Regions from separate parts of the Homo sapiens genome. Here region 2 is linked to region 1. The links are chromatin loops, found by intact Hi-C in ENCODE. Cell type or tissue: tibial artery. All regions are shown on one strand. Links, peaks and the distances in the headings refer to the core of each region. The heading gives the core; the rest is flanking DNA.

The links. Peaks named below come from ENCODE experiments on the same cell type or tissue, not always from the same donor. Only the 100,000 strongest peaks of a DNase experiment are listed, where the experiment ranks them.
Region 2: a loop joins it to region 1, with 2.5 times the contacts of the local background. A loop is called at or near these places in 2 of 110 quality-filtered maps.

What each region holds. Positions count from the first base shown.
Region 1 is chr13:102,798,819-102,803,775 of GRCh38, forward strand. POGLUT2 (protein O-glucosyltransferase 2) reads right to left here and starts at 158. Exons shown (of 10, transcript NM_024089.3): 1 at 1-158. It overlaps BIVM (basic, immunoglobulin-like variable motif containing), which reads left to right and starts at 301. Exons shown (of 11, transcript NM_017693.4): 1 at 301-703. RefSeq lists an enhancer at 308-527 and silencers at 588-857, 1,418-1,467, 1,498-1,927. In tibial artery, for the core only: a CTCF peak has its summit at 1,515 (motif pointing left); DNase peaks (open chromatin) are centred at 213, 1,062, 1,498 and 1,778; H3K4me3 peaks cover 2,424 bases; H3K27ac peaks cover 2,415 bases.
Region 2 is chr13:102,650,177-102,655,221 of GRCh38, forward strand. It overlaps TPP2 (tripeptidyl peptidase 2), which reads left to right. Exons shown (of 30, transcript NM_001330588.2): 24 at 1,183-1,221. Among named protein-coding and RNA genes, the nearest start is that of METTL21C, 42 kb to the right of the region's middle. In tibial artery, for the core only: no CTCF peak of the experiment used is centred there; a DNase peak (open chromatin) is centred at 1,951; H3K27ac peaks cover 2,298 bases.

The DNA.
Region 1 (4,957 bases), core at 1-4,000:
GCGCGGGTCTCCGCGACCCCAGGACAATCAAAGCCCGTGCCCCGGCGCGCCCAGGTGAGGGTCCCCTGGCGTTCTGCTGTCCCGGCCGAGAACCGCGCTGCTCCTCTCTCTCAGGACAATGATGAACTTGAGTTGCTCCTGCCACTGGAGCATCATTTGGGAGCGAATCCGTCTCAGGTTCCAGCCAAGGTGTAGGGCGAGGGGATTGGCCCGTGCGTCGGGCCAGGCTCAGTAACGCCTTCTCCAAGTGGATGGCGGGGTGGACACGCGTCCCGGCGCCCCGGGCTCCCTGGGATATGTAGTTCGCGACAGGACGAGCGGAAATACTGCCAGGATTTTACCACCTCTCGCCCATTTATTTACTTCTCGGTCACCGCTTTCGGGGGACAGATAAACACCACAGATGCCCATCAAAGGGGCGCACGGGTCTGGAGGCGCAGCTCAGGTTTTTGCGTTGGTCACCCTGCCCTCCGCACGTGGAGAGGGCAGGCATAAAGCACCTTGAAAGGAAGGTGCTGTCAATGCTATCCGACGACCTGTCGCCGGGCACCGCAGCATCCTCGCTCGCTCCGATGGGACGAGGGACGCCGGCCCCAGGGTAACAGGAGGCGCCTCGCCGGCCGCGCGCTGGATGCTGTGATCCAGGTCCGGAGCCGGGTTCCGCCGCGGCCGCAGCGACCCGACCCCACCCGACAGGCCAGAGGTACCCCGGGGCGGGGGGCAGGGGCCGAGGTGGCGGCCGGCTGTGCGCTCTGAGCGCCTGGCCCTCCGCTGGGCACCTGGGCGCCGCCAGCCCGGCCTGCTGCCGCTCTACGCGCAGCCACCTGGGCATTCAAAATTTTTACTTAATTCGATACCGGCCTGGGCTGCCAGGGGTCATCGCCTCTCCGAGCCCCGTGGCGTCCAGATGGAGGCCACTGCATGGGTGCGCGCTCTCCCGGGAAGGAGTAGGGGGAAGAGCTGTGTCGCGGGGGGAAGAGAAGCGCCAGGGAAAGAAGGGCCTAGCCCTCTGGTGAACAAAGCTCGATTAGGAGGTGTCCATGTGGATACCGGTGACCCCTGTGCGGCCGTCGGTCTCCACGCCACGCTGGGCAGGGTCCGGGAACCAGCGCGCAGCGGCCGTCGCCTTCCCCTGCACGCCAGCACCCGGGTCTGGGCCGCCGCCAGGAGTCACGGGCTCACCGCCCTGGTCAGCTTGGCAGTCGGACCCGGAGCCGCCTCCTCTGCCTGCCTCCCTCTTGCCAGCTGCCCCGAAAACCCAGAAGAGCCGGTGGCTCCGAGCCAAGGCGGGCCTGGTTCGGCGCCAGGAAAGGGGGTTTCTTTCCTATTTTCTTTTGTGCAATTGTCATTATTAATGATACCGACTCGTTTACTCAAACAGTCGAATCGGAGCCCCAGCTCTTAGCCCGGATGCAGCAATTGCCCGTGGGCCCCCTTTAACACCAACAGCGTCCCCGGGGCCCGGGGCAAGCATGTTCGAGGCGGTCACCCCCGGGCCTCGGCGCGCTCCCCCTGGCGGAGAGCCTCGTCTTCCGGCCGGTGAGGGAAGGTAGAGGAGGGAGTAGGGGCGAGGAGGCCTCGGCGGCCCTTGGGCTCTGCGGGCTGGGGACTCGGGGTGCCCGCGACACGCGCGGAGGCGCGGGCTGGGTTGGCCACGGGCAGGGAGCGCAGCCGCGCTCCTTCCTCTCTGCCCGCGTCGCCTCCGCGCGCACTGGTTCTGCGCGGCGGGGCTTGGCCTGCGCGACTGTCTACTCCGTCCCGGCGGCCTCGGAGCCCGGCCGAGCGGCGAGCTTGTCAGAGGACGGTGGTGGAAACGCTCCCGGCCTCCCCAGGGGCGCGGGCTGGAGGCTGGCGCCAGGCGCGGAGGACTCCCGGTATCTTTTGACAGGCTGGCGCCTCGGCTCTGGGGACCCGCAGGTCTGAAGGGGAGGAAGGGGCCTGGAGGGCGCGGGAGGACACCGGGTGGGAAGGGTGGCATTAGCTCGGCCGGGGGCTATGCGCCTCTGGTTTCGCCCTCCCGCGCATATTCGACCCTTACGAGGTCACCGGAATGCCCCTGCTCCTCAGTTGCCTTCTATACAGGATATCGATCAGGGTATTTTGTTATACGAAAAGGCTTTACTGAAGAGGTTTTTAGAGATGTTTGGTTCTCTCATAAACTTGATACTTGAGAATACAGACAAAATATAACCTGAAAAGACTACAACCTAGGCGATGAAGATTGGCTTTACAAATGGACGTTTATTTTACAGAACACTTCGTTCAGTGACTTTGAACAATCATGACTCTGGCGGTGCTTTTTAAACTTGCCATTTTATAAATTTTTGCTTTGCATACGAGCAAACCATATTTCTATTGCTTATGACATGATTTTATGAGTAAGCTATTAGTTGAGCCTGAGGTCCTGCAGTCATTCTTAGTAGTAAATTTTTTTTTTTTTTTTTTTGAGACGGAGTTTTGCTCTGATCGCCCAGGCTGGAGTGCAATGGTGCAACTGTAACCTCCACCTCTGGTGTTCAGCGATTCTCCAGCCTTGCCTCCTGAGTAGCTGGGCCTACACGCATGCGCCACCATGCACGGCTAATTTTGTATTTTTTTATTTTTTATTTTTTTTTAGTAGAAACGGGTCTCACCATGTTGGCCAGGCTGGCCTCAAACTCCTGACCTCAGATGATCCACCCGCCTCAGCCTCCCAAAGTGCTGGGATTACAGGTGTGAGCCACCACGCCGGCTTAGTAAATCTTAATATAGCAACACCTCACTTGCCTGGAAGAGGGAACCGCAATCAATCAAAATGAGGGCCTACAGTAATGCCTGGCATGATGCAAACACTTAAAAATTATCTGTTGAATGAGACGTCTACAAATCCTAGGCCCTGGGGATACAATAATCTGGAAAACCAGACTTGCAGGATGCAGACGTTGATCATATGAACAGATATGCACAGAAGTAAGTGTAAAATTGCCACCTGGTAAGACCTGTGTGAGGAAGGTACTAGAGTCTGTACCGGGTCACCTGGCCTAGTTTGAGAAGCCAAGAAGGTTTCCCCCAGAAAGTGACATTTGAGCTGACATTGGAAAGATGAATGGGAATGAGCTAAGTAAGGGAGACAGTATTGGGAGAACCAAAAAGTAATGTGGAGCTTGGGGGGTGGGGGAAAGGAATGAGATGGAGCTAACCAGATAGATCTAGGGACCATCAGGAGTTGGCCTTTTGTTCTAAGAGCAGAGGCTTTCAGGCAGAGGAGTTCTGTGATCATATATATGTAGCAAACTTTATTTTCTAATATCTCTGCACAGGTCAGGTTAGAAGTGTCAACTCACTGGGAATAGTTTATAAATAGAGAAACAAAAGGAGATAAAAGATGAGTCAAAACAGTGACAGCTGCAGCCTATTAAGTGGAGGGACAAACTGCCTCTCTATAGCTCAGTATTGTCTATAATGATTCTGTTATTAGTATTATCAGTAATAAATTGTGCTTAGTGTACTTTAAGAAAGCTAGAATCTGAGCATGCAATAATAGAAGCCCCCTTGGCCTCTTGGGGCTCTCACTATAGTGGAGAGAATAGACGTGAGACAGTGTGGAAAGAAAGTAAACACTAGCAGTGTTTGGGTCGTGGGATTTGGGTAATTTCCATTTTCCTGTAATATCTTTTGGTACTTTGCATTTTTTTGTAATGTTTTACTTATAAAATCTATGAATATTACATTTTCAAAGAGAAATTTACATATAGTTTCCAATGAGAATGTTTCATGCCCTTGGATTTTAGTGACAGTCAATATAAAATGCATCCTTATATTGATGATCTTCATTTTTTTTTTGCTAAAACTTCGACCAAATAAATCATCTTGTTCCGTGACCATTATTTAAAAGCAAACAAACTAAAAACACAAACAAACCAGACTGTTACTTTTTTCTCTCTTTCCTTTTTTTTTTTTTTTTTTGAGACAGAGTCTTGCTTTGTTGCCCAGGCTAGAGTGCAGTGGTGTGATCATAGCTCACTGCAGCCTCAAACTCCTGGCCTCAAGTGATTCTTTTGCCTCAGCCTCCCAAAGCATAGATATTACAGGTATGAGCCACTGTGCCTGGCTCACACTGTTACTCTTTTTATTAATCTAGTGCTGTGTTCTATCTTTAGCGTCCAGGAAGCTTACCCCCAACTTTTGTGCTTAAATGCAGTCATTTCCCTTTGCCTATGTTTTTGATAAGAATATTCTCCATGGCTGGGCATGGTGGCTTGTGCCTGTAATGCCAGCAATTTGGGAGGCTGAGGCGGGAGGATTGCTTGAAGCCAAGAGGTCAAGACCAGCCTAGGCAACATAGCAAGACCCTGTTTCTTAAAAAAAAAAAAAAAAAAGGTTATTCTATATATGTTCCAAATGAGCATACTTTTACAATCCCTGCCAGGTGCAGTGGCTCATTCCTATAATCCCAGCACTTTGGGGGGCCGAGGCCAGCAGATCACCTGAGGTCAGGAGTTCCAGACCAGCCTGGCCAACGTGGTGAAACCCCATCTCTACTAAAAATACAAAAATTAGCCAGGCATGGTGGCACCTGCCTGTAATTCCAGCTACTCCAGAGGCTGAGGCAGGAGAATCTCTTGAATCCAGGAGACAGAGGTTGCAGTGAGCTGAGATCCGGCCATTGCACTCCAGCCTGGGCAACAGAGTGAGATTCCATTTAAAAAAATCAAATCAAATCCCTACACTGTCACACAGAGAGCTGGTCCCACAGGCAAAATTCCATTCAGTGTGAGGAAGGAAGCCCTGGGAAAGTGGAAGCCAAGTCTGAGATGAGGATATAAAAGGGGCAGGGCCTGGAACATTTCCGTCTCGCCACCAAACTCACTCTAATAACCTTTGTCTATTGCCTCTCACCGAGACTATATGCTCTTTCATTCCTCACCTCGCACAGCCCACCCCCACGACCCCAATACCACAAATACCTACCTCTCTG
Region 2 (5,045 bases), core at 396-4,395, 150 kb before region 1:
GTTTATATAGATCTATCACCTTTTGTCATAATAATCATTTTAGCTCAATGCCAGTAAAAGTTGTCATTCTTAACAGTTTTGCATTTCTCTGTACTATTACTTCTTACAGAGCTAAGTAAGCCTGCTACATAAATGCTGTTATCAAAATGAGTAGTTCTCATACATCTTAAGAATTATATTTATTTTTTGCCACTATTGAACCAAAAGCCATTTATTTACTGTCATTGAAGCATAATTGGGGAAACTTGTGCTTAGAAAGTTGCCTACCCTGACATTTCTTGGGTCTCATTTCAGTTTATACTGTTTATACATACGTACTTTAGTATAATTTGAAGTAAATCAATAGTTAATGGTTTGTAATTAATACATGCACTGATTTAAGAAACCCTGGTAGTTTTTTTTGTAGATTTCATTTCACAGGAAGCATAGCTGCTCCAGCTATTGGGCGTCAGCTGTGAATTTTCGTTCAGATGACAGATGACACTTTGAAGAGTCTGCTTACTTGTGAAGAGTATAACAGAAAAGCATTATTAGTAAAAGTGGGCTTTTAGCAATTCAGAAATAGTTACTACTTCCCAGTTACATTGTTTTAGGAGACAATTGTGAAATTAAATTATAAATATGTGGTGTTAACTATGGTAGCTATTTATCAAGGGAGACCTTCCTGGGAGAAAGCAGTAACTTAAAGCTGTTGAGTTCATTATAACTTCCATCACATTGTTTATGTAATCTTTTCTCAGTGGTTTAGCGTTTTCTTGTTTTTTGGTAGTTGGGAAGGTAACTTTCACTTCACTTTGACTTTCACAGTAACTTTGTTGCTTTTTATAAGAATGCATAGGCAATGGGGTTGTTGTGGTACCCTTTAATCAGACTAGACCATCAACTAAATTTACTATTTTAAGAAATGCTTTTATAAGCAATAGATTTTGATCTACTAAATTTTTCAATAAGAAGTTGACATGTACTCTTAGTAATAACATATTTGAGTACTTTTTCTTATGTAAGGAATGAAAGTGGCAATGTTGCTTTCTTTAAAAGCATGCCATCTTAATCACAGACCTGAGCCTTCTAAGTGGTGTAACACAGGTGGAACATAAACTGAAAGACAATTAGACAGAGGTTCTGTCTCCATCCTGTGTAGATTATGCATGTTTTCTTACAGAATGTCGTTCTAACTCCCAGGGGCAGTCTGCAGCAAAACGACAAGGAAAATTTAAAAAGGTACTGATTGTCAGTTCTTAAAAAAGATGTCTTAAAGCCTTATTTGCATATTAAACTTTTTTCTGTCACTATTATAAACCTTTTTTTTAATAAGTCTCCCTTAGTTTCCTTTCTTTGCATTCTAAAGTATAGTGCTCTTAGCTGTACTTAGAAGCATTGTTGACATACTGCTTTTCTAAAGGTTTTTTTTTTTTTCCCCACCATAAATTCCTGGATGACTCATTTTCTCTGTGTATACAAAAATTTTAATGCTATTCATTTCTTGCTACAGATATGATAACAAGTAGCAATATTTGAAATTTTTCATATTTACAATTTTATAGAGAGATGGATGTGATAATTTTTTTTTTTTAGCCATATAAGCTAAAGCACTTATTTTTAAAGTCTAAAAGCACTTTTAAATTGGGTGATTTGATTAATAAAATGTTGCAGCTTTTTAAAGCGAACTTTATTCCCTGCTCTTGTATCCATTCTGGTTCTGAAAGAAGAGAAACAATAAAGATCAATGGATGTAGCAGGAACAGAAATAAGGACTGTTCACTGACAATTAAAGCTTATGCTAAGAACACAGATTTTAAGCCCATCGCTACTAAGTGGTCTGATCAGCCTCTCTGCAGCATATTAAGCAATCTTTGATTTACTGCTGGGGCCAGATTTAACTCAGAAAAGAAAATGTCTGCTATAAATATATTTTAGGGCCAGGCGCAGTGACTCATGCCTGTAATCCCGGCACTTTGGGAGGGCAAGTTGGGCAGATCCCTTGAGCTCAGCGGTTTGAAACCAGCCTGGGCAGCATGGTGAAACCCTGTCTCTACAAAAAAATGCAAAAATTAGCCAGGCGTGGTAGCACACACTTATAGTCCCAGCTACTCTATTGGAGGCTGAGGTGGAAAGATCGCTTGAGCCTGGGAGGTGGAGGCTGCAGTAAGCTGAGATCACACCACTGCACTCCAGTCTGGGTGACAGAGTGAGACCCTGTCTCAAAACAAAACATACATACATATATATATATATATATATATATATATATATATATATATATATATATATATATATAAAAGGGACCACATATTTAATAAGCTTTCTGGTGAAGACGTGCTACGTCATTCAACATTTTCATGATTTCTTTTTAAACAGAAAGAATTACAGTGGGAAAATCAGTAATGTCCTAATGTATACTTGTTAATTAGTAGTGATATGGAACTGGGGAATCACCATTCTATAACAGCTTATCCTTTATTAAAATGTCTTCTGAAATGTCCATATTATTACATAATAGTAAATAATTTGTCCAAACAAAATACAGATACTAGGAATCATCTTTCTGGAGAAAGATCTAAAGATCAGTATTTCTCAACTGGGTGTCTTGACCGTTTGGGGGCCACGTAATGGGATAAAAACAGCATTTTTTTAAAATAGGAAATGTCAGTTCATCAGACTCATAAAATTGTAATTTCATTTTATGTATTAATGTGTATATCTTTGGGACATTGTAAAAATAGTTTGCAAGTTACTGCTTTAGAGAACAAGGAATAGGTATTCTAGGAATCTATTAAAAATAGAAGGCACTTATCACGAAGGCCATAGCCAATTATTTTTCTTCTTATTTTTGTTGACCTTTTGCAAGTTTGGGTAGATTTTGTTTGAATTAGGTTGTATAGTTAGGAAAACACTGAATGAATAGGAAGGCATTTACTTGGTGATTAGTAAAGCTTCATTTGAAGAACTTGGCAGCTAGAGTTATCTCTGCTCGTTCCTTTCTGTCTTCAATGCAAGTACACAATAAAGCTCTTATTTTAGAAATAATTAGTATTACAGTTTTATAGTCACATTACAAAGAAAAAAATACATGTATAATTTCCGGTTGATTAAGATAAATAGCATTTTGTATATAATTCTTAATAGATTTTTTCCTCTGGGTTTCAGTGACTTGATTTGAAACGGTATGTCACCCTTTTTAAAATTCCTTGTAAAATGCAATAATATATTTTCTGTTTGTTTGTATGTTTTTTTAAGAGACAGTCTCACTCTACACTCCAGGCTAGAGTACAGTGGCATGATCGTAGCTCACTGTTGCCTCCAGCTCCTGGGCTCAAGTGATCCTCCCACCTCAGCCTCCCTAGAGTGGCTGGGACTACAGGCGTGTGCCACTATGCCTGGCTAATTTTTACTTTTTATAGAGAGAGGTCTTACTACGTATGTTGCCCAAGGTGGTCTAAAACTCCCGGCCTCGGACGATCCTCCTGGCTCAGCCTCCCAAAATGCTGAAATTACAGACATGAGCCACTGCACCCAGCCTGAATATTGTCACTTTTAACAGATCATAAATAGCATTCAAATATGATATAAATTTTAAAAATAGTTTATGTGAAGCTTTTAAATTTTTGAGTATTCAGTTACTAACAATTTTAAGAACTAAAGAAATTGCCATTTTGAACCACAATTTAACTTATAGTGCGTTGTGTTGCCCAAAGAGTAGTTATTGGTTTGGCAGGTGAGTTTGACTTTCTGAATAACACTGTTCAGTTTGAACACTGTTGAAATACTTCATGAATAGCTGGAATGCCTTTTTTCTAAACTTAACATTAAATATATACTGTAGAGAAATCTTCATAGCATTTCTGCTCTGAAGATTCTTCTTGACTGTCTTTTTAAACCATAATCAAGATTTCTCAAGAATAAAGGTACAAAATTATTTCTATTAAATTGGTACTATGTTAACCCCTTGAGAATTGTCATAAAAATATTAATATTTATTGGCACAAAGAAGAAATTATTGTGATACAGCAAGTGAAAATAGCGCCATTTTTCTTTTGATTAGAAATTAAAACTACCAGGTTTATAATTTTTACTAATAAAAAATTCCCTGTCCTGAAACATCTTGTAGGATTACACTAACATTTATAATTGTTAATTTGATATATTTAACATGTAAAATGCTGATTACAAAACCTTGATTTTTGTTTCACTAAGATAATTCATCATAAACTTTCTTTGTCTCTTTTTTTGCTTTTAATGATAGTCTAAGGTTACTAGGATATCTTTTTTCCCACTTTTGATAGGTCTTTGTTAGAATTAATTGTAAATCCTAAATTAATTTTAATAGATTGTTCATTTTAAATTCAATTCTCTTTTCTCTTCTGTACTAAAACAATAGCAAATACCTCTGAGTCTGAGGAGGAAGTGCCTCACAACACATAGGCTGCCTGCCTAAGAGCAGCATACCTCTCTCCCTGATACGGTGAGGAGGTGTGGGAAGCTCAGGGAGAAAGACTGGAGACCACTCTTCTAGCACACTGGGTGGCAGAGAAGCTCAATTCCATGGAGAATGGAGCTATATTAACAGAAAGTAAATATTGGAGGCCACTTAGCCCCTTTAATTCCTAGATGTGTTGTCTTTGCTGTACAGATGACACTGATGCAGTCTGTTTCCATAAGAACTTGGTGGTAGAAGATCAGCTCAGATTTTGCGCTTACCTTGGCTTTGCTCAGGGCAGTGCCTACCCAGAGAGTGAACCTCAAGAAGGAGAGGAGCAGGACAGGCAGCTGGGTCCTGAAAGAGCTAGCCCAAGCAATAGACCTGTTTCCTTTTCCCAGTCTCATGTTTCACGTGAGGCCTTTGTTTACAGGTTCTGGCCCCCTGACCTCAGAGGGAGAATGACAGCCAGTGGCTACAAATGGATTTATATGGTTATCTGACATCAAAGTGGTTTTCTGTGCTTTAAATGAGTCAGTGTGGAGATAGGATTATTATTTTGTGTTGGAATACTATTAGAACTACAACCATAGTTCCTGTTGTTTACTGTTACATCATTTTATACCCC